Linked DNA regions of Homo sapiens: region 2 is linked to region 1. The links are chromatin loops, found by intact Hi-C in ENCODE. Cell type or tissue: chondrocyte. All regions are shown on one strand. Links, peaks and the distances in the headings refer to the core of each region. The heading gives the core; the rest is flanking DNA. Region 1 overlaps DHX30 (DExH-box helicase 30). Region 2 has its middle 73 kb from the start of MAP4.

Region 1 (11,281 bases), core at 1,967-9,966:
GTCTGTGGGGAGGTGGGTGGCAATGGGAGCCCTGGTGCCAGGGCCACAGCCCTCCAGAAAGTGAGTGAGGAAGGGTGGGATTAGCAGAGCTATTGGAGCCCTGAGGGAGAAATTACTTGGAAAAGTCTGGATTTTTTCATGATCCCTTGACTCATGGCCTGGACCCTGCAGTCTTCTTGGGCCTCCTTGTGTGGCCTGGACTAAAGCCTAGGCTCAGTTTGGGTGGTTCTCTCAGCACCCGCATGGAGAATCCGCAGGGCTTGGGGCCTCGAGGCTCCTAGAAGTCCCTGATCAGGTGGCTCAGAGAGCAGGGTGCTTGTAGCAGGGCTGGAACAGATAGCCCTGACTCAACCCTAGTGCTTTCCATCTTGGAGGCTTTGGGAATACACACAGATCACTTTCCTGTCTCCCATGTGGCACCTCAAAGCACTTTACTGACATTAAAATGTGCCTCTCAGTCCACTTGGCAAGGTAGGCTGTCCTTTTGATTGGGGAGAATGTTAGAGCACCAGGTAAGTGGCAGCTTACCTCAGGCCCTATCAGTACCCAGGGATGGCGCCAGGGATAGGACCCAGGGAAGCATCGCTGCACATGAGCGCCTCCTCTTCTCCCTCAGACTTATTAATATACCTTTTCCAGGCCTGCTAAGGCCAGTGCTCCTGGAAGCCTTTTTGTCCTAATAGCTGCTCTTTTCTGCCCCATAGGCTGCCTGTTCACACCCCTCTGCCTAGCAGAAGGAGCCCTGTTTTAGGTCATAGGGTCATTGTCTCATCTAGAGACAGCATGTCTACTCTAGGGTCTGTCTGTAAAGTGCTTTGAAGGTCAAGAGCTCAGGAGGAGTGTGGGGAACACAGAGCACCTCAGTTTCTGCAGCCCATGCTGCTGCTGCGTCCCAGGCAGTTTTCACACTCCTGCTGCTGCGGCCCTGACTACTGACAGCAGGATAGAAATGAGTACTTCTAGCCCCCTGACCATTTGACTTAGGTTTTAAAGAAATGCCACCCCCCTACCGTTACCAAAACAAGAGTTGATTGCCCTTTTTTTTTTCTTTCTTAAAATGCCCTGTAACTCGAAAAGGCTGAACGTTAACATTTCCAACATGGCAGGTGAGTGGCTCTGAGAGTGTCAGATGTGCTTTGGCTAAGCTTGAAGACGGTTAGTCGGGGTTAACCAGGCAGTTGGCTAGGCAGTGCCTTCTTGAGCACACGCGGAGGAGAACACTGATCGCAGGATGGGCAGTTGCTGCCTCTGGGGCAGCCCCACAAGTGCTGTGCTCTCTTCCCCAGAGGAGTGCAGACCCCTGAGCCTGGTGGTCTCTCCTCACAGCTGCGCCTCCAGGAGGCATCCGTGGGTGTGTGCATTTTGCCTTCTCTCTCTCAGCTAGAAGCAACAGCCCCTCTTGGCCTGCGGATAGCGATCAGGCCTCTCCCCTGTGCTTTCTAGCTCCCTAGAGGCTTCACTGGTGCTCCTGCCCTTAAGGAGATGTGTTGCAGCAACAGTCTCTCTGGTGTTTATATAAGGAAAACAGTGCACCGAAAATGGTGGCCATTTATATTGATCACAGTACTCAGCAGAATCAGATTTGGAACTGAAAAAAAATGATCACCTCCCTACCTCCTTGACCCCCCTTCCTCCACTGCCAATGTCTTCCCAAGGCTTCCTTCCAGGGTAAAGGGTGAGTACATCAAGAAACTCACCTCTGGCTGTCCCCTGTCACTCGGCCCCACCTACTCAGATTTGAGACACAGCACCATGGGATGACACTTCTGGCAGGATCTTGGGGGCCACAAAACTGATCTTTCCTGTCCATTGCCTCAAATAGATGTGTGCCCTCTTCTTGATGTGGTGGTTTACGTCAAGAGACTTGTGGCTGGCCGGGCATGGTGGCTTACGCCTGTAATCCCAGCATTTTGGGAGGCCAAGGTGGGTGGATCATCTGAGGCCAGGAGTTTGAGACCAGCCTGGCCAACATGGTGAAACCCCATCTCTACTAAACATACAAAAAATTAGCTGGGTGTGGTGGTGCATGCCTGTAATCCCAGCTACTTGGGAGGCTGAGGCAGGAGAATTGCTTGAACGCAGGAGGCGGGGGTTGCAGTGAGCTGAGATCGCACCACTACACTATAGCCTGGGCAACAGAGCGAGACTCCATCTCAAAAAAAAAAAAGAGACCTGCGGCTTATGTGGAAGGGGAAGCCATGAGGACGGATGACCTGGTAGGGCAGTCGGGTGCCCACCTGGCTCCTGTAGCTCCTCTTACCCGTCTCCTTGCCAGCCAAGTGGATCCTTTCTTGCCATTTTGACCACGTGTAATATATGTATATATGGTTGGGTAAGTTGCCAAAATATAGGCTGAGACTCCTGGTTTCTTTAGGTGTTGGTGGTCCCTTCCACTGTCCCTGCGGAAGTTCTCTGCTCTGCCCCAAAGCCTGAACTATCTTGGACTTCCTCTTGTTGCCTTTTTCTGGGGCCTCCAAAGTATAGGTTCCTAAAGCATTCTCCCGTGTATTCAGCAGATCCTTTACGCCTTAATTCTGTGCTGCTAGATGTAGTTGTTTAGCACATGTAGTACCAGATGTCATCCCCGATCCAGAAGTGGATAGAGAGATTGCTGAGCCAGTAAATGCTTTCTTTTTTCAGAACTTCCCTCCTTTTTCACAGGGAAAGGAATCAACTTTCTCTCCTCCAAGAATACGGAGAAGGCTTAATGTTGGTGTAAAGAAAGGGGTGCATGCGTAAGGCTCTCTCTTTTTTTTTTTTTGCCTTTGTTTTATTTCTTCTTTCTATTTTTATTTATTTATTTATTTATTTATGAGATGGAGTCTCACTCTGTCACCCAGGCTGGAATGTGGTGGCATGATGTCGGCTCACTGCAACCTCTGCCTCCTGGATTCATGTGATTCTTGTGCCTCAGCCTCCCTGGTAACCGGAACTACAGGCATGCACCAGCATGCCCAGCTGATTTTTTTGTATTTTCAGTAGAGACGGGGTTTCACCATTTTGCCCAGGCTGGTCTCCAACTCCTGGGCTCAAGTGATTTGCCTGCCTCAGCCTCCCAAAGTGCTGGGATTACAGGCATGAGCCACCATGCCTGGCCTTTTTCCTAACTTTCTTTTTTCTTTTTTTGATGGAGTTTCGCTCTTGTTGCCCAGGTGGGAGTGCAATGGTGCGATCTTGGCTCACCGCAACCTCCGCCTCCTGGGTTCAAGTGATTCTCTTGCCCCAGCCCCCCGAGTACCGGGGAATACAGGCATGTGCCACTATGCCTGGCTAATTTTTTGTATTTTTTTAGTAGAGATGGGGTTTCTCCATGTTGGTCAGGCTGGTCTCAAACTCCTGACCTCAGGCAATCTGCCCGCTTCGGCCTCCCAAAGTGTTGGGATTACAGGCATGAGCCACCGTGCCCAGCCCTTTTTTCTAACTTTCTTTAAGGTCCTTTACTGATTGATTGATTGATTGAGATGGAGTCTCACTCTGTTGTCCAGGCTGGAGTGCAATGGCGCAATGTCGGCTCACTGCAACCTCCCTCCTGGGTTTGAGCCATTCTCCTGCCTCGGCCTCTTGAGTAGCTGGGATTACAGGCACCTGCCACCATGCCCAGAGCTAATTTCTGTATTTTTAGTAGAGATGGAGTTTCACCACACTGGCCAGGCTGGCCTTGAACTCCTGACCTCAGGTGATCCACCCTCCTCGGCCTCCCAAAGTGCTGGGATGACAGGCATGAGCCACCGTACCTGGTCTTTAAGGTCCTTTAGAGGAGGAGTTGGTAATCTTTTTTTTGTAATCATCAGGTAATAAATATTTTACGCTGTGTGGGGCATATGCTTTCTGTTGCAGTTATTTGACTCTGCCATTATAGAATGAAAGCAGTCATAGATAATAGCAAATAACATAGTAAATGAGTGTGGCTCTGTTCCAATAAAACTTTCTAACAACAGGCAGGGGTCTGGATTTGGTCTGCAGGCTGTAGTTTTCCAACTCCTGCTCTAGACCAGTGAGGAGAAGAACACAGAAGCAGAAGAGTTCCAAGAGCTGCTGTAAAGAGTTGCCCTTATCTTACAAGAGTCATTGAGGTTTGTGGAGGTGAAATACTTGCTCAGGGTGACTCTTGCTGTTAGAACCCAGTTGAAATAAATGAATAGGAAAAGGGGACTGCATTAGTCCATTTTCATGCTGCTGATAAAGACATACCCAAGACTGGGTAATTTATAAAGAAAAAAAGGTTTAATGGATTCACAGTTCTATGTGGCTGGAGAGGCCTCACAACCATGGTGAAAGGCAAAAGGCACATCTTACATGGTGGCAGACAAGAGAGAAAGACAGAACCAAGTGAAAGGGGTTTTCCCAGCCGGGTGTGTTAACTCATGCCTGTAATCCCAGCACTTTGGGAGGCCGAGGTGGGTGGATCATGAGGTCAGGAGTTCAAGACCAGCCTGGCCAATATGGTGAAACCCTGTCTCTACTAAAAATACAAAAATTAGCTGGGCATGGTGGCACGTACCTGTAGTACCAGCTGCTTGGGAGACTGAGACAGGAGAATCGCTTGAACCCAGGAGGCAGAGGTTGCAGTGAGCCGAGATCGTGCCAGTGCATTCCAGCCTGGGTGACAGAACAAGACTCTGTCTCAAAAAAATAAACATAAAAAATAAGAAAGGCCAGGCGCAGTGGCCCACGCCCGTAATCCCAGCACTTTGAGAGGCCAAGGAAGGCGAATCATGAGGTCAGGAGATCGAGACCATCCTGGCTAACACAGTGAAACCCTGTCTCTACTAAAAATACAAAAAATTAGCCGGGTGTGGTGGCGGGCACCTGTAGTCCCAGCTACTTGGGGGGCTGAGCCAGGATAATGGTGTGAACCTGGGAGGTGGAGCTTGCAGTGAGCCGAGATTGCACCACTGCACTCCAGCCTGGGCAACAGAGCGAGACTCCATCTCAAAAAAAAAAAAAAAAAGAAAAGAAAGAAAAGAAAGGGGTTTCCCCTTATTAATCTATCAGATCTCTTGAGACTTACTCACTACTATGAGAACAATATGGGAGAAACCACCCCCATGATTCAATGACCTCCCAACCACGTCCCTCCCATGACACATGGGAATTATGGGGGCTACAATTCAAGATGAGATTTGGGTGGGGACACAACCAAACCGAGACAAAGACCCCCCTGGGAACAAACTAGTTGGTTGGCATCCCTGGTTGTTGTTTTTTTTTTTTTTTTTGTCTTTTTGAGACGGAGTCTCACTCTGTTGCCAGGCTGGAGTGCAGTGGCGCAATCTCGGCTCACTGCAACCTCCGCCTCCCGGGTTCAAGCAATTCTCCTGCCTCAGCCTCCCAAGTAGCTGGGACTACAGGCGCGTGCCACCATGCCCAGCTAATTTTTGTATTTTTAGTAGAGATGGGGTTTCACCATGTTGACCAGGATGGTCTTGATACCCTGACCTCATGATCCGCCTGCCTCAGCCTCCCAGAGTGCTGGGATTACAGGCATGAGCCACTGCGCCTGGCTGATTTTTTTTTAACATAAAAATCTAAACATCTGTTCAACACATGTGTTGTAAACTAGAAAAAATAGTATAATGAACCTGCAAGTACCTGTCACCCAGCTTCAACAATTAACAACTCATGGCCAGTGTTGCTTTGTGTATAGCTCTTCATTTTGGCTTCTTTAGAGGCAACTAAGAAATCATGGCATTTCAGCCTTATGCCAAATGGCTGTCAGAAAAGAGTGCTATCCTGAGGGCTTCCTCAAGTGCCACAAAGGGCTTGGGTCCTGCTGTCCAGGTGGGGCCTTTCTGTCTAGACTGTTGTCTCCTTCAGCTTTCAGATACCATTTTCTTTTCCTTTTTTTTTTTTTTTTTTTTTTTTGAGATGGAGCCTTGCTCTGTCACCCAGGCTGAAGTGCAGTGGCATGATCTTGGCTTACTGCAACCTCCGCCTCCTGGGTTCAAGCGATTCTCCTGCCTCAGCCTCCCGAGTAGCTGGGATTACAGGCGCGCGACACTATGCCCGGCTAATTTTTGTATTTTTAGTAGAGATGGGGTTTCACCATGTTGGCCAGGCTGGTCTCGAACTCCTGACCTCAGGTGATCTGCCTGCCTCGGCTTCCGAAAGTGCTGGGATTACAGGCGTGAGCCACTGCGCCTGGCGAGGAACAGCACTTTCACTGCTGGACTTTACGCTGGACCAGCTCAATTCTTGGCAGTTTCCAAAGCTGGGTGTTTTCACCTTCCCCTCCAGCCCTGGGGATTAAATCTGTTTCCTGAAGAGGTCTTCCTTGGCCTGGCTCCAGATTTTCTTTTTCGTTTTTTAAACTTTTAATAGAGTTGGGGTTTCACTATGCTGCCCAGACTGGTCTCAAAATCCTGGGCTCAGGGGATCCATCCGCCTCAACCTCCCAAAGTGTTGGGATTGCAGGCATGAGCCACGGCGCCTGGCCCTGGCTCCAGATCTTCACCAGGTTTACTTTGTAAGCCGTTAAATAAGATGGGGCTGCCAATTTGCCAGAGGCACGTGAGAGGTAGTTAGGAACAATTGGTAGGACCTAGAGGGAACTAACTTCGCTTCCTTAGATGACATTGAGCTAAGGCCTAGCATTATTTTCCCCCCAACAGCCTCATTCCATCTTCCTGCCTTCCATCCACACGACTGCTGGTTTAGATTTGCTGGAGAGTGAGCTCTGCAGGGTCCTAGCCCTGGGCAGCGCCGAGCCCGCCTACTGAAGGCCCAGGGCTGTGGTGAGCGAGGACGGGCTGCTGATGCCCTCGCCTAGGCTTGGGCTTCGGGTCCGCCCGGCCCGCAGGGGGCGCGCGGCGCTCGGGCCGGCCGCTCCCGTTCTCTTCGCCCGGTCCCTGCCGCGCACAGGCCTCGGGGTCGGCGGGAGCACGATGGCGGCCGCTAGGAGACTCATGGCGCTGGCCGCCGGCATCTCTCCGCGCCTGCAGCCGCTGGGTCCCCGCGCTGCTGGGCGACAGGGTCGCTCGCGCGGCTTCTCTTCAAGCTGCGCCCACCCCGACCACACCAAGGAAGCCGCCGAGGCCGAGTCAGGGATGGCCCCCGGCGGGCCTGGGGAAGGCGACGGAAGCTTGGTGAACGGTGAGGGCATCGGCGGGGGCGGGCGGTCCGCAGCGCCCTTGACTCCTGGGATGGCAGAGCTAGGGGCGCGGGCCGAAATCGGGCCTGGCGGCCGGGGGTCCTCTCTTCCATAGTGGCCAAGTTCGCCATCCGTCGGCGGGCAGCGGCCTTGCTGTTTGTAAAGCTTAGCGTGGCACAGGCCCGAATGGACCCTTAGAGTACCTGCTCCCGGCAAGAATAGGTGAGAGGTGCGAGACCTCGAGGGAGTGGGGAAAACGAGTAAAAGTCCAACTCCTGCCAGGATGAGTGGCCAAGGGCTAGAGCTTCTAGGGACAAGCATGCCCTCACCAGTGTGAGAAATAGCCCAAAGTAACTCCTGGGACATCAGGATCTCAAATAGAGACAGAATGACTGTTCTGGTGGATTCCAGCTTTGTGCCTCCCAAATAGTGCAGAGGATAAAACTGTTGAAAGCATCAAGGATGGGTAGAGAGCGCCAGCCTCCACCAACCTTATAGAGCTGAAGGTGGGGGCGGGGTGGTGGTCTCAGTGCAGCTCTATTGTTAAACCAGTGGGTGTAATGGGCTACTCGAAGTTGGGTCCCTCTGTGACGAAACCCCCCCCGCCCCGGCCAAGTCCACTTAGATATGGTTTCTTAACTGCTTAACTGCTTGACTCTTAGTTGCTTTACAAGTTACCGCTTAGAGGGAGACAGGATCAGGTGTCCTCCATCCTGGCCACTTGACACAGGAGTCTGTCCCAAGGAAACAGTCTCAAACCAGGCAGCAGAGTTACATCAGAACGCTTGGAAGCACTTTTTGAAAATATAGAGTCGCCTCCAACATCGCTCCCATTCTCAGGTCCCCTGTGGGGAGCTGGATGTCCATGCGGTGAAAAAGCTCCCCAGGTGATCAGTGTACACGCAGGTGCACATGTGCATATATACAGCTCCTTTTGGAGCTGCCAGAGGCTAGAGTGGAGAATGATATGGCCCCCCATGTTCCTAGCAGACCTCTTCATGACCTGGTTAAGCCTTGTGTCTGGTACAAGCTTACCCTAGGTAGATATCTCTTCCCTTTCTGCTCTGAGATTAATCCAAAAAACAAGAAAAAGAAGCGAGGTACCTCTCATGGTATCTGATGCATCAATTTTCCCCTTGATTCCAGAGAACTTGGGGGAGGAGTAATTCATGCCTGCTCAGATGTAGAGGTTTTCTTTCTTTTTTTTTTTTTTTTTTGAGATGGAGTTTCACTCTTGTTGCCCAGGCTGGATTGCAGTGGCGCGATCTTGCCTCACTACAACCTCCGCCTCCCGGGTTCAAGCGATTCTCCTGCTTCAGCCTCCCAAGTAGCTGGGACTACAGGCGCCTGCCACCAGGCCTGGCTAATTTTTTGTATTTTTAGTAGAGACGAGGTTTCACAAGGTTTCACTATGTTGGCCAGGTTGTCAAACTCCTGACCTTGTGATCCACCCGCCTTGGCCTCCCAAAGTGCTGGGATTACAGGCGTGAGCCACCACGCCCAGCCAGATGTAGAGGTCTTTAATCAGTCCCCACACATAGTTTGGTTCTGTGGGAGTCTTTTGCAGTGTGCTTAGATACGGTTGAGAGCTGGGGCCTGGTATTCAGCATCTGGATCTCATCACTTGAGATACATGGGGCCAGGTCTCTCGTGTGTGTGTCTTATTTTAGGAAGAGCCTTGCATTGTCTTGATCTCCAGTTTGTGTGTGTGGTGGATTTTTGTTTTTGTATTTTTTGCTTGCTTGTTTGTTTAGTGTCTTCTTTCAGACATCAGACTGGGGGGTTTATTGACCAACCAGGCTTTTGTAGGTGATGTATGAAATGAGGAGATTGGGCGGAGAAGAGGATGCTGGTAGGATCCCTTCTGTGGTGTGTGGGTCATTGGCCCTTCTTCAGGAGATGGTTATTCAAGTGGGTCTGGCCCCACTCTTCCCTGTAAACCCTGAAGTCATTCCTCTTTTCTTTTCCAAGATGCTCCTGGGTGGTTTGGGGTCATGAGCCAACATCCTCAGAATCCAGCCCAGGGTTGCCCTGATACACACCCCATGGAGTTTTTAAAAGAAAAAGAACAACTGTAATGCTTTTGTTCTTATTTTCTTAGCTTCTAGGGACCTATTAAAAGAGTTCCCACAGCCCAAAAATCTTCTCAACAGTGTGATTGGAAGAGCCCTCGGCATCTCACATGCAAAAGACAAACTAGTCTACGTGCACACAAATGGACCGAAGAAAAAGGTAACTCTGCTGGTGGCAAGGAAAAACATTGGTATGACTCAGAAAGGAGGCTGTTTGTCCTTTCTGTCTTAGGTTTCTTTGTCAAGGAGGCCATAGAATGGGTTTCCTGAATTAAAATGGTCAGCAGAGACTCAGAGCAAAGCTAGGTTTGAAGAAGAGCCAGAATACACGTGCCTGGTTTAGGGAAGAGGAACACAGGGCAAATGAGGTGCCATCTTATCTAAGACAGGCGCCTATACGGATCCTTGGTTTTTGCCCCCATCGACTAAGGACTGCAGAGGGTTAGAGTTAATGATAATTCTTGCCCTTACAGTCTTATAGATTCTGGAACCATAGAAGCATGCCAGCAAACCATTCTGGATGATTTTTTAACATTTATTTTATTTATTTTTGTAGAGACAGAGTCAGAGTCTCTCTGTCACCCAGGCTGGAGTGCAGTGGCACAATCATAACTCACAGTAACCTCAAACTCCTGGGATCAAGTGATCCTCCCGCCTCAGCCTCCAAAGTAGCTGGGACTACAGACAGGTGCCACCACACTCGTCTAATTTTTTTTATTTTTTGTAGAGACCGGTTCTTGCTATGTTGCTCAGGGTAGTCTCAAACCCCTTGGTTCAAGGGATCCTCCCTCCTCAGCCTCCCAAAATTGTGGGAGACACCACTGCTCTCAGTCTGGATGATTTTTAAAGATAAAGATGGGGCCTGGTTGTGGTGGTTCGTGCCTGTAATCCCAGCACTTTAGGAGGCGGAGTAGGGAGGATCCCTTGAGCCCAGGGGTTTGGGACCAGCCTGGGCAACATAGTGAGACCCCATTTCTACAAAAAATGAAAAAGTTACTCAGGCATTGTGGTGCAGGCCTGTAGTCCCAGCTACTAGGGAAGCTGAGATGAGGGGATTGCTTGAGCCCAGGAGGTTGAGGCTGCAGTAAGCTGTGATCGTGCCACTGCACTCCAGCCTGGGCAACAGCGTGAGATCCTGTCCCCCACAAAAAAAAAAAAAAAAAAAAAGATGAGGCTGGGCGCGGTGGCTCATGCCTGTAATCCCAGCACTTTGGGAGGCCGAGGTGGGCGGATCACAAGGTCAGGAGATCGAGACCATCCTGGCTAACATAGTGAAATCCCGTCTCTACTAAAAGTACAAAAAATTAGCTGGGCGTGGTGGTGGGCACCTGTAGCCCCAGCTACTTGGGAGGCTGAGGCAGGAGAATGGCGTGAGGCAACAGTGCAGCCTGGGCAACAGTGCAAGACTCTGTCTCAAAAAAAAAGATGAAGATGGATCCCGGCTTGGCCTCTGGCTAGAACATGGCACCTTGAAGGAGCAAAACAACTTGGGGTAGAACAGATTGTTTCACGGTGAGACAGTTAGAGCCTTATAAGGAGTTAATGATGGGATTGGGGTTCTGTCCTCTGTTCTCAACTCTGAACCTAGCACATTGCTGCTGTGAGGTCTGCTGCTGTGAGGTCCACCACTGTTTATTTTCCATGTAATTTGCAACAACTCTAGTCTGGAGTGGCAAGACTTCTGATTTCTCTCTTCTCTTCCCCAGAAAGTCACACTGCACATAAAATGGCCCAAGAGCGTGGAGGTAGAAGGCTATGGCAGCAAGAAGATCGATGCTGAGCGGCAGGCTGCAGCTGCAGCCTGCCAGCTGTTCAAGGTGACCCTTCCTCAGTGAAAGCCACTGAGACCTTCCTCCTGGAAACTCCTTGCCCTTTGTTTTTATTGGTAGAGGTTGGCCCAGTGTTCTACCACTCACCTGCCCTGAGCCCTTCCCACTTCCTGATTCCTTTCTTACTGTTCAGCCAATGAGATATATATATATATATATATATATATATTTTTTTTTTTTTTTTCCTGTGTTTTTGGTTTTTTTTTTTTTCCTTTGAGTCAGAGTTTCACTCTGTTGCCCAGGCTGGAGTGCAGTGATGCGATCTTGGCTCACTGCAACCTCCACTTTCTAGG
Region 2 (11,281 bases), core at 1,762-9,761, 270 kb after region 1:
CATATTTAAATATATGCAAACTAATAAAATATTAGTTTACAGTAAGATTAACTTTTTTTTTTTGAGATGGAGTTCCACTCTTGTTGCCCAGGCTGGAGTGCAGTGGCGTGATCTTGGCTCCCTGCAACCTGTGCCTCCCAGATTCAAGTGATTCTCCTGTCTCAGCCTCGCGAGTAGCTGGGATTACAGGCGCTTGCCACCATGCCAGCTAATTTTTGTATTTTAGTAGAGACAGGGTTTCACCATGTTGGCCAGGCTGGTCTCGAACTCCTGACCTCAAGTGATCCCCCTGCCTCGGCCTCCCAAAGTGCTGGGATTACAGGCATGAGCCATCATGCCCAAGCCAAGAAGATTAACTTTTTTAACCTATAAATAATCACAATAGCTGGTCGCAGCGGGAGTGCCTGTAATCCCAGCTACTCAGGAGGCTGAGGCAGGAGAATTGCTTGAACCCGGGAGGTGGAGGTTGTGGTGAGCTGAGATCGCGCCACTGTACTCCAGCCTGGGAATACAGCGAGACTCAGTCTCAAAAAAAAAAAAAAAAGAATAAGAACAAGAATCACAAAAGTTAGCCAGGTGTGATGGTGCACATACACAGTCTGAACTACTGGGGAGGCTGAGGCAGGAGGATCACTTGAGGCCAGAAGTTCAAGGCTGCAGTGAGCTATGATCTCCCCCACTGCTGACAGAACATGATCTCATCTCTAAAAAAAAAAAAAAAAAAGGAAAAAGAATCACGAAAGTAATTGTGTTGACTTTCAACCTTAAAATGTTAATGACATCCAAAATAGTTCACCATAAGGTCTGCATTTAAAGACTGGCCTAGGAGCTCTAAAATGGTAGATGAGTATGATGAATATGATCCCCTATATGTATCAGTGTGCTTTATTACCCCTTTTTTTTTTTTTTGCAGGGGTGAGCAGGTCTGGCTCTTTCAGCAAGGCTGAAGTGCAGTGGCACAATCATATCACTGGAGCCTTGAACTCCTGGGCTCCAGTGATCCTCCCACCCCAGCCTCCAGAGTAGCTGGGACTATAGACACATGCCACCACACCTAGCTAAGTTTGTTGTTGTTGTTTTTGTTGTTTTGCTGTACACTAAAATTATCTGGGGACCGACTAAGTTGTTTTTGTTTTTTTTTTAATGGAGACAGGGTCTCACTATGTTATCCAGGCTGGTATCAAACTTCTGGCCTCAAGCAATCCTCCGCCTCAGGCTCCCAAAGTGCTGGAATTACAGGCATGAGCCACCCAGCCCTACAATCCCCCTTCTTAACCTTAATTGTTCTCAACCCACTCACTCCTAGCAATAAGTCTACAATAACCTGGTTCTAAAAGTGCTGTTTAGAAAGACAAAGTGAAATCACTGATACTTACTTGGTTTCCTTTTCAAATTGACTATATACATGAACTGCCAAGATGCCTTCCACTGGGTCAAAATGTTCCTCTCAGATTTTCTCACATCTTAAGGAAATCTAAAAGCTACATAGCAACTACTCACGCTTAATCTTTAAAAAAAAAAAAAAAAAAAAGCAAAGTGATTCCAAAAACTGTCAAGAGCAAAAGTTTACAGAGCCAAAGGATTGATCACCAAATTCAGAAACAAGATTAGGAAAGAACAAGACACTATGAGATTAGGAAGAACAAGACACTATGAGATTAGGAAGAATCTACTCTCTGACTAAAGCTAAGCCGCCTATATATAAGAAAATCCAGGTGCTTCCTTCACTGTCAGCAAACAATGGAAAATGACTTTTTAATAGGTAATATAAATGTATTTGTAAATTTGAAAATTTTAACAAAGGGATGCTGGAATGACAAATATTTGAAGAGACTACTTAAAAAACAAGTGAGACAGAGTAGGAAAATGTGTTAAGACATCCTCCAGCACTGTATGTGTTTTTACACTGGGGAAAGGGAGACTCACTAGACTTTTGTTCCTTGATTAAAATACCCGTAAGGCCAGGCGTGATGGCTCATGCCTGTAATCCCAACACTCTGGGAGGCCGAGGTAGGTGGATCATCTGAGGTCAGGAGTTCAAGACCAGCCTGGCCAACATGGTGAAACCCCATCTTTACTAAAAATTCAAAAATTAGCCAGGCGCGGTGGCTCACGCCTGTAATCCCAGGACTTTGGGAGGCCGAGGCAGGCGGAACACGAGGTCAGGAGATAGAGACCACCCTAACACAGTGAAACCCTGTCTCTACTAAAAATACAAAAAATTAGCCAGGCGTGGTGGCACGTGCCTGTAGTTCCAGCCACTAGGGAGGCTGAGGCAGGAGAATCACTTGAACCCAGGAGGCGAAGGTTGCAGTGAGCTGAGATCGTGCCACTGCACTCCAGCCTGGGCAACAGAGTAAGACTCCATCTCAAAAAAATATATATATATGTGTGTGTATATGTATGTATGTGTGTATATATATGTATATGTGTATGTATATATGTATGTGTGTGCACGTATATACACACACTCACACACACACACACACACAAATTAGCCAGGTGTGGTGGTGGGTGCCTATAATCCCAGCTATCAGGAAGCTGAGGCAGGAGAATCACTTGAACCTGGGAGGCAGAGGTTGCAGTGAGCCAAGATCATGCCACTGCACTCCAGCCTGGATGACACAGCGAGACTCCATCTTAAAAAATAAAATAGAATAAAATAAAAATAAATGGCCGGGCATGGTGGCTTGCACCTGTAATCCCAGGGCACTTTGGGAGGCCAAAGCAGGCGGATCACTTGAGGTCAGGAGTTTGAGACCAGTCTGTCCAACGTGGCGAAACCCCGTCTCTACTAAAAATACAAAAATCAGCCGAGTGTGGTGGCACATGCCTATAATCCCAGCTACTCCGGAGGCTGTGGCAGGAGAACTGCTTGAACTCCGGAGGTAGAGTCTGCAGTGAGCCGAGATCCTGCCACTGTCCAGCCTGGGCGACAGAGCAAGACCCTGTCTCAAAAATAAATAAATAAATAAAATTTAAATTTAAAAAATACCCACTAAGAATATCTAGTGCCTTTCCAATTCCATAATCAACTACCTTTTTATTACTGATTAGGCAGCCCAGAACAATGGAGGTGTCCTGGTCAGTGGACAATTAAATCCAATTGTGCACATGGCACTTAATACTTCCAACATGCATTAACTGGTATCTGGTTTATCAGTCTCTGGTGAGTTTGTTTACTTTGCATGAATAAATTCTCAAGCACTTGAATCATCCCAATGTAAACCAAAATTCTGAAGTTTCTGAACTACTATGTGGGGGTTGGAGAGACCTTGGTTTGGTTGGATACCATTTTTGCCACTTAACTATCTGTGTGACCTCTTCTTCCCATCAGTCTCAATTTCCTCATCTGTTAACAAACATAGCTAGTGCCTGGGAGATGGCAAGTGCTCAAAAAGTGACAGCTTTATTATTTTGAAGCTAAATTTGAAAGGAAGTGTGTAACTGAGGTGAAAACATTTCATTTGAAAAGTAGTAGTACGGATCAGCAAACTACGTTAATTTAAAAGACACAGCCTGAAGAGAGATGTCCCAATCTTTGGAGTTGAGAAAAGCAAAGTTTAAAAGTTGCAAGTAAAGTACACACTGCACAGTACAGATGGGAGTCTCCTGCTTAGCAACTTTAATGTTGTCTACCAAACACCCAGCTTGTAATAGAGCATGACAACTGTTCACTCTAAATCCATGTGCTCAGCTTGGATTCAGGATTGATTTATAAAAATAGCTGCTGGTGGTGCTCTTTGAATCTCTTTGGGCTGATGACTGGGCAGTGTTACCCCAAAGGCCTAGAGCAGCTGTATTCCCTCACCACACCCATTTCTCTGTCTACCCAGCCAAGCTGACGGCACCCTGCCCCCGCCCCCCATCTCTACAGCATACTATTCACCCTCCTCCTGGGCTGAGTGAGCAAATTACAAGCACAAATATCCCCTGATGCAATGCCACAACCATCCCTGGGAAAGAGCAGAGGCAGTTGCCAAAAGCACAGCAGCAGGGAAATGGGCGGGAGACGCGCGCGCGCGCACACACACATACACACGCACGCGCACACACACGCACGCGCACACACACACACACACACACACACACACACACTGCAAGAAACACTGCAATGCTATGCAACCAGGGAGAGAGAATCGAGAGGCCCTGGGGAGCAATACTGTAACAGGACCAGAGAAGGCAAAGGAGAAAAGGGGGTTTCCAGTAGAAAGCTGGGTAACACTAACCTTCGCGAGGAACACGTATTTCATCCGAGCTTGGGTCCTAAAGCACAAACCTAAAGGTAATCAATCACTGCCTCTTCCCCAAAGCAGCAAATGCATTTAATTTACCCGTTCCTGGAAGTGAGCAAAACCCTCACAACTCCTCCACAGGACAATTTCACCAAAGGGATCTAACTCACACCGGCGGAGAACTTGTTCCATGTGCTAAATCACAATCTCTGTTCTGGGTAATGTTTCCAACTGCCTCTCCTAGTCCCTGTACCCTCCCCACCCCCACCCTAATGTGACCCTTTCGCACTCCCACTGCCAGACACACGCTTTAGTCCCCACACAGTGTCGGGGCCTTTGCAAGGGGGAAGAGCCCCGCCTAGGGCCCGGTTCTCCAGACCACCCCTCAGCCCCACCCATAATCCCTGACTGGACATACTAAGGCTCACCTCAGCCTCACATCAACTGACCCCCACAAAGCCTCAGAAAACGACCCCTGAGTTCTCCTACACCTCCGAACCCCACCCAGGGCCCCAGACTGCGGCCGACCCTCGCTCCGCGGCTCAGCCCCATCCAGAGCCCAAGGCATGTCGCTCGGCCCCACCGCCCCGACCCTCAAAAGCTGGACCTCTCAGCCCCCCTCACTCCAAAGACCCCCCTAGATCGCGCCTCAAAGACTCCGAAGGTCAAAGCCGCCAGCCCCCCGCCTGGCCCCCTCCCTCGGACGCCCCCGCGTCTCGCAGGCCGGCGGCCACCGCCCTTCCACGCCTCGGGCGGGCCCCGTGGGGTACCCAGCTGCCGCAGGGCAAGGCTCGGGCAGCCCCGGGACAGTGAGGAGGCCGCCCCTCCAATCGGACCCCGCCTGCGGCTGCACCTACCCGCCGCCGCCGAGACGGAGCTGGGGCAGAAGGGAGCCAGGAGAGCGCCGGGAAGAGCCGTGAGGAGGTAGGAGACGTCGGGAGGAGCCGGGAGCCAGCGAGCTAGCCGGAGGGGCGGGGCGCAGGGAGGCGGCCGCTTCCTCGTCGCCTCTTGAGGGCCGGCGCAAGGGAGGGACGCCGCCACCGCCTACCCGGCGAGCGCCGCCGCTCCGGCCAATAAGCGTGGCGAGGGGGAGGGCGGAGGGCTGTGGCGGACCAATGGGTGCTGGCCCTGCCGCCACGACGTCTCTGCAGAGCTGCCCGAGCCGCGGGCGGTTGGGGCGAGGTGCGCCTGGGGGCTCTAGCCTCCCGCCTGCGGCCTGCGAATGCCGAAGCGGACCGCAGGCCGATCGACTGCCTTCGCTGTTCTATGATGGCCGTCGCTCTCTCTCAGAGTCTGGGCGCCCGGAGCGAGGAGAGTGCGAGAGTCGGCGCACACGCGGACCGGGCCACCAGCGGGTGGGGCCTGTGGGCTCTGTGATGTAACTTGGGAGGGGCGCGGGGCGGGGCCTAGGTCGCGGGCCATCTGGGCTCTGGAAGGAACCCTTAGAGGAGCGGGAGGACGCCACAGGTCCTCGGCGGGGCTCCGCTCCCGTGAGCCGCATGTGGCTGGTGAGCTCTGAAACGTGGCTGGCCCAAGTTGAGATGTGCTGTAAGTGTACAATACACACCAAATTTCCAAGACTTAGTACCGAAAAAAAAAAAAAAACTCATCTATAATTTTTAAATGGTTACAAGTGGGATAATTAATTATAACAAAATTGATGACAGTTGGGGTATATTTGGTTAACTAAGAAATATTGAGGCCGGGCGCGGTGGCTCACGCCTGTAATCCCAGCACTCTGGAAGGCACTTGAGGTCCGGAGTTGGAGACCACCCTGACCAACATGGTGAAACTTCGTCTCTACTAAAAATACAAAAATTAGCCGGGCGTGGTGGCAAGTGCCTGTAATCCCAGTTACTTCGGAACGTGAGGCAGGAGAATTGCTTGAACCCGGGAGGCGGAGGTTGCAGTGAGCTGAGATCGCACCACTGCACTCCAGCCTGGGCAACAGAGTGAGACCCTGTCTCAAATAAAAAAAATAGGTTTCCTTTTCTGTTGAAATTAACATTACTTCATTCCAAAGCCCCAGATTTTGTAGAATCCTTAACTTACTGTTGTAGGAAAACACACAGGTGGGAGCTTTAAAGTTACTTTGATCATTCTTCCTGCTGCCTGGAGTAGCCAGCATATTCCTGTCCCAGACTTCAGGAATAGAATTGGCTTTGAGCTCCTTTGTAGTTAGATGGCTAGGAAAACTCAAAAGTATTGGAATCTTCCATCCCTTCTGTAAACCAAGAAGTATCTGAGACAGGTCTCAATTGATTTAGAAATTTATTTTGCCAAGGTGAAGGACATTCCTGAAAGGAAAAAACACAGAATCACAGAAACAGTCTGTGGTCTCTGCCTTTCTCCAAAGATGAATTTGAGGAATTCAGTATTTAAAGGGGAAAAGTGGGCTGGAGGGAAAATAGGGAGGGAACAAGAGAAAAGGAGCAGGTAGGGGAATAGTCAATTGTGTATTATGTCAAGTATGTCTGCTTAGGAATGAAAGGCAGTTTGTGCATGACTCAGCTTTCAACTTAATTTTTTCCTTTTGGAATAGTGAATTGGGGTCCGAAGTGTTTTTGTTTTTTGTTTTTTGTTTTTTTGAGATGGAGTCTTGCTCTGTCGCCCAGAGTGGAGTGCAGTGGAACAATCTCAGCTCACTGCAACCTCTGCCTCCCCGGTTCAAGCAATTCTCCTGCCTCAGCTTCCCGAGTAGCTGGGACTACAGGCGCACGCTTCCACGCCCAGCTAATTTTTTTTGTATTTTAGTAGAGACGTGTCACCGTGTTGCCCAGGCTGTTCTCGAATTCCTGAACTCAGGCAATCCGCCCGCCTCGGCTTCCCAAAGTGCTAGGATTTACAGGCGTGAGCTACCATGCCTGCCCCTAAGTGTTTTGTTTTTTGTTTGTTTTTTTTTTTTGAGACGGAGTCTCCCTTTGTCGCCCAGGCTGGAGTGCAGTGGCACGATCTAAGTTCACTGCAACCTCTGCCTCCCAGGTTCGAGCAGTTCTCTGCCTCAGCCTCCGAAGTAGCTGGGATTGCAGGCGCCTGCCACCGTGCCTGGCTAATTTTTGTTTTTTTAGTAGAGACAGGGTTTCACCATCTTGGCCAGGCTGGTCTTGAACTCCTGACTTCGTGATTCACCCGCCTCAGCCTCCCAAAGTGCTGGGATTACAGGGATGAGCCACCGTGCCTGGCTGAAGGGTCCGAAATTTCTTTAATATTTATTTTTCCCCAGGGCCAGGCAGTGGCTCACAGCTGTAATCCCAGCATTTTGGAGGCCAAGGTGGGAGGATCGCTTAAGCCCAGTGGGAGGGTCTCACTCTGTTGCCCAGACTGGAGTGCAGTGGTACGGTCATGGCTTGCTGCAGCCTCTACCTCCCAGGCTCAAGTGATCCTCCCACCTCAGCCTCCCAAGTAGCTGGGACCTTAGGCTTCTGCCACCACACTCGGCTAATTTTTTAAATTTTTTGTAGAGATGGGTTCTCACTGTGTTGCCCAGGCTGGTCTCGAACTCATTCCCTCAAGTTATCCTCCTACCTCTGCCTCCCAAAGTGCTGGGATTACAGGCATGAGCCACCGCACCCGGACCCCAGCCTTCTTTAAGTTAAGACAGTCACCATGTTATGTGTAGAGCTAGAGACCCAGGAGTGATTCTCAGTTATTCCCTTCCTTTTCCCCTCATACCTACCAGATTTTCCTCCTGCCTCAGAAACAGCTCCACTGACACATGCTGTTCTGGTTCAGTCCTTTTTCTTTTTCCTGTATCCTGCCATAGTTTCTTTCAAGCCTTCCCCTTGCTCCTGCTTCAGTCCAAATATCACAACCTTCTGTACCATCCCCTTCCATTCATAATATCCTCCTGCATCCCTTGTATGCCTATTACAACACTTACCATATATGTGATAGTTATTTGTATAAATATGGATCTGCCTGGCCAGGCGAGGTGGCTCATGCCTGTAATCCCAGCACTTTGGGAGGCCAAGGTGGGCAGATCACGAGGTCAGGAGATCAAGACCATCCTGGCTAACAAGGTAAAACCCCGTCTCTACTAAAAACTAATATATATATATATATATATCTGCCCTAACAGATTGCATCTCAAAGTACAGGTTCATTCTATTTCCCCACTTGCAGTGGAAAAGAACATTCCCTCCAGTTCCAGGGTGCCCAGGATGAAAAGCATAGAACCACCTATTCTGGGCATACTGCCTATGGGATTGCCCTGCTCCACAAGCAGCAGTAATAAAAAAGAAAGAAAAACAAGAAAAGCATAGAACCTCAACATCTCAAAGTTGGAAAGGATCTTAGCAAGCACTCAGTCTCATGTCTAAGGATGTATTCTTGAGACTTTACAAGTTCACAATAAGCCATCTCAGGATTATATTTGAGTTATCCTTTAAAAGCATGCTTTATGTCTATTCATCCAAATTTTGATGAAAATGTAGGCCAGGACACAAACATTGGCAGAATCCAATAGCTTATCTTAGAGGCTTTCCTCCAGTTTTAACCTAAACCCCTTCAATGGCTTTTCATTGCATCAGAATCCTAAACATGTATTTCAAGACCTCGTGCAATGATGCTGCCTCTGTCTTGCCTCATCATCTGCCTTTTTTCTCACTATGCCCAGTATCATCTGCCTTCTCTGTTTCTTGAACTTTCTCTTGTCAAGGCCCTCCTCATATTGTTTCCTCTGCCTATCCTAATGTATGATTAATATGATTTTCTACCAGGCATAGTGGCACACGCCTGTAATCCCAGCACTTTGGGAGGCCAAGGTGGGAGGATTGCTTGAGTTCAGAAGTTTGAGACCAGCCTGGGCAACATAGTGAAACCCTGTCTCTACAAAAAATACAAAAAAAAAAAAAAAATTAGCTGGGATGGTGGTGGGCACCTATAGTGCCAGCTACGTGGGAGGCTGTGGTGGGAGGATCACCTGAGCCTGGGGAGGTTGAGACTACAGTGAACCATGGTCATACCACTGCACTCCAGCCTGGGTGATGGAGTGAGACCCCATCTCAAAAAAAAGAAAAAAAAAGATGTGATTTTCCACATCGAAAATTTGAAAGACTAATAAAAGAGTTCATGGCCAGGCATGGTGGCTCATACCTGTAATCCCAGCACTTTGGGAGGTCGAGGTCAGGGGTTCGAGACCAGCCTGACCAACATGGTAAAACCCCATCTCTACTAAAAATACAAAAATTAGCCAGGTGTGGTGGCTTAAGCCTGTAATCCCAGCTACTCAGGAGGCTGAGGCAGGAAAATCACTTGAACCTGGGAGGCGGAGGTTGCAGTGAGCCAACATCGTGCCATTACGCTACAGGCTGGGCGACAAGATTGAAACTCCGTCTCAAAAATAAAAAGAGTTCAGCAAGGTTACTGGATACAAAGTTAATATACAAAAAGGCATAACAGCATATATACCAATAATCAGTAAGAAAATGAGATAGAAAAGAAAAACCCTACAAAAATGAGATACCACAACACACCTACTAAATAGAATGGGCAAAAGCCAGAACACTGGCCAGGTGCGGTGGCTTACGCCTGTAATCCCAGCACTTTGGGGGGCCAAGGCAGGCGGATCACGAGGTCAGGAGATCGAGACCATCTTGGCTAACACAGTGAAACCCCGTCTCTACTAAAATTACAAAAAATTAGCCGGGCATGGTGGCGGGCGCCTGTAGTCCCAGCTACTCAGGAGGCTGAGGCAGGAGAATAGTGTGAACCCAGGAGGCGGAGCTTACAGTGAGCCGAGATCGCGCCACTGCACTCCAGCCTGGGCGACAGAGCAAGACTCCATCTCACAAAAAAAAGCCAGAACACTGACAACACCAAGTGCTAGTAAGAATGTGAAACAATAGAAGCTCGCATGCATTGCTGCTGGGAATGTGAAAGGTACAGAACTTTGGAAGACAGTTCAGCAGCTTCTTACAAAACTAAACGTACTCTCATATGACCCAGCAATTGCCCTCCTTGGTATTTACTCAGAGGAGCCAAAAATTTATGTCTACACAGGCAGGGCACGGTGGCTCACGCTTGTAGTCCCAGCATTTTGGGAGGCCGAGGCAGGTGGATCACCTGAGGTCAGGAGTTCAAGAGCAGCCTGGCCAACATGGCAAAACCCTGTCTCTGCTAAAAATAACAAAAATTAGCTGGGCATGGTGGCGGGTACCTGTAATCCCAGTGGCTCAGGAGGCTGAGGCAGGAGAATCGCTTGAACCCAGGAGGCAGAGGTTGCAGTGAGCCAAGATCATGCCATTGTACTCCAGCCTGGGCAACAAGAGCGAAACTCAGTCTAAAAAAAGAAAGAAAGAAAATTATGTCTACACAAAAACCTGCACACAATTTTTTTTTTTTTTTTTTGAGACAGAGTCTCGCTCTTTTTGTCCAGGCTGGAGTGCAGTGGTGCCATCTTGGCCCACTACAGACTCCGCCTCCCAGGTTCAAGCGATTCTCCTGCCTCAGCCTCCCAAGTGGCTGGGATTATAGGCATGCGCAACCACACCGGGCTGATTTTTATATTTTTAGTAGAGACGGGGTTTCACCATGTTGGCCAGGCTGGTCTTGAACTCCTGACCTCAGGTGATCCGCCCCCCTCGGCTTCCCAAACTGCTGGGATTACAGGTGTGAGCCACTGCACCCAGCCTCACGAATGTTTATAGTAGCTTTACTCATAATTGCCAAAACCTAGAAGCAACTGAGATCTCCTTTAATAAGTGAATGGATAAATAAACTGGGATTGGAAGAATGCACCAAAAAAAAAAAAAAATGGCTAGCCTTGGGTGGTAAGATTACATAGTTATCATTTACTCCTTTATGCTTTTCCAAATTTTATACTATAAATCATTTATTTCTTTTTATAGTCAGAAAAAGATCAATGAAATTTTTTTTTTTTTTTTTAGAGACAGGTTCTCGCTATGTTGCCCAGGCTGGAGTGCAGTGGCTATTCACAGGTGCGACCCCACTACTGATCAGCACGGGAGTTTTGACCTGCTCCATTTCTGACCTGGGCTGGTTCACCCCTCCTTAGGCAACCTGGTGGACCCCTGCTCCCAGGAATT

What was found. A loop is a pair of places that touch in the nucleus more often than their neighbours do. Peaks named below come from ENCODE experiments on the same cell type or tissue, not always from the same donor. Only the 100,000 strongest peaks of a DNase experiment are listed, where the experiment ranks them.
Region 2: a loop joins it to region 1, with 2.4 times the contacts of the local background. A loop is called at or near these places in 9 of 110 quality-filtered maps.

The regions. Positions count from the first base shown.
Region 1 is chr3:47,818,159-47,829,439 of GRCh38, forward strand. DHX30 (DExH-box helicase 30) reads left to right here. Exons shown (of 22, transcript NM_138615.3): 5 at 9,189-9,319; 6 at 10,866-10,976. Among named protein-coding and RNA genes, the nearest start is that of DHX30, 21 kb to the left of the region's middle. RefSeq lists silencers at 3,947-4,147, 6,648-6,937. In chondrocyte, for the core only: CTCF peaks have their summits at 6,808 (motif pointing right) and 7,020; DNase peaks (open chromatin) are centred at 6,892 and 7,135.
Region 2 is chr3:48,083,681-48,094,961 of GRCh38, forward strand. It overlaps a transcript of MAP4 not described here and the pseudogene RN7SL664P. Among named protein-coding and RNA genes, the nearest start is that of MAP4, 73 kb to the left of the region's middle. RefSeq lists silencers at 3,966-4,015, 4,106-4,225, 4,866-5,435 and enhancers at 5,656-5,725, 5,786-5,835. In chondrocyte, for the core only: CTCF peaks have their summits at 4,725 and 5,083; DNase peaks (open chromatin) are centred at 3,961, 4,861, 5,261 and 5,631.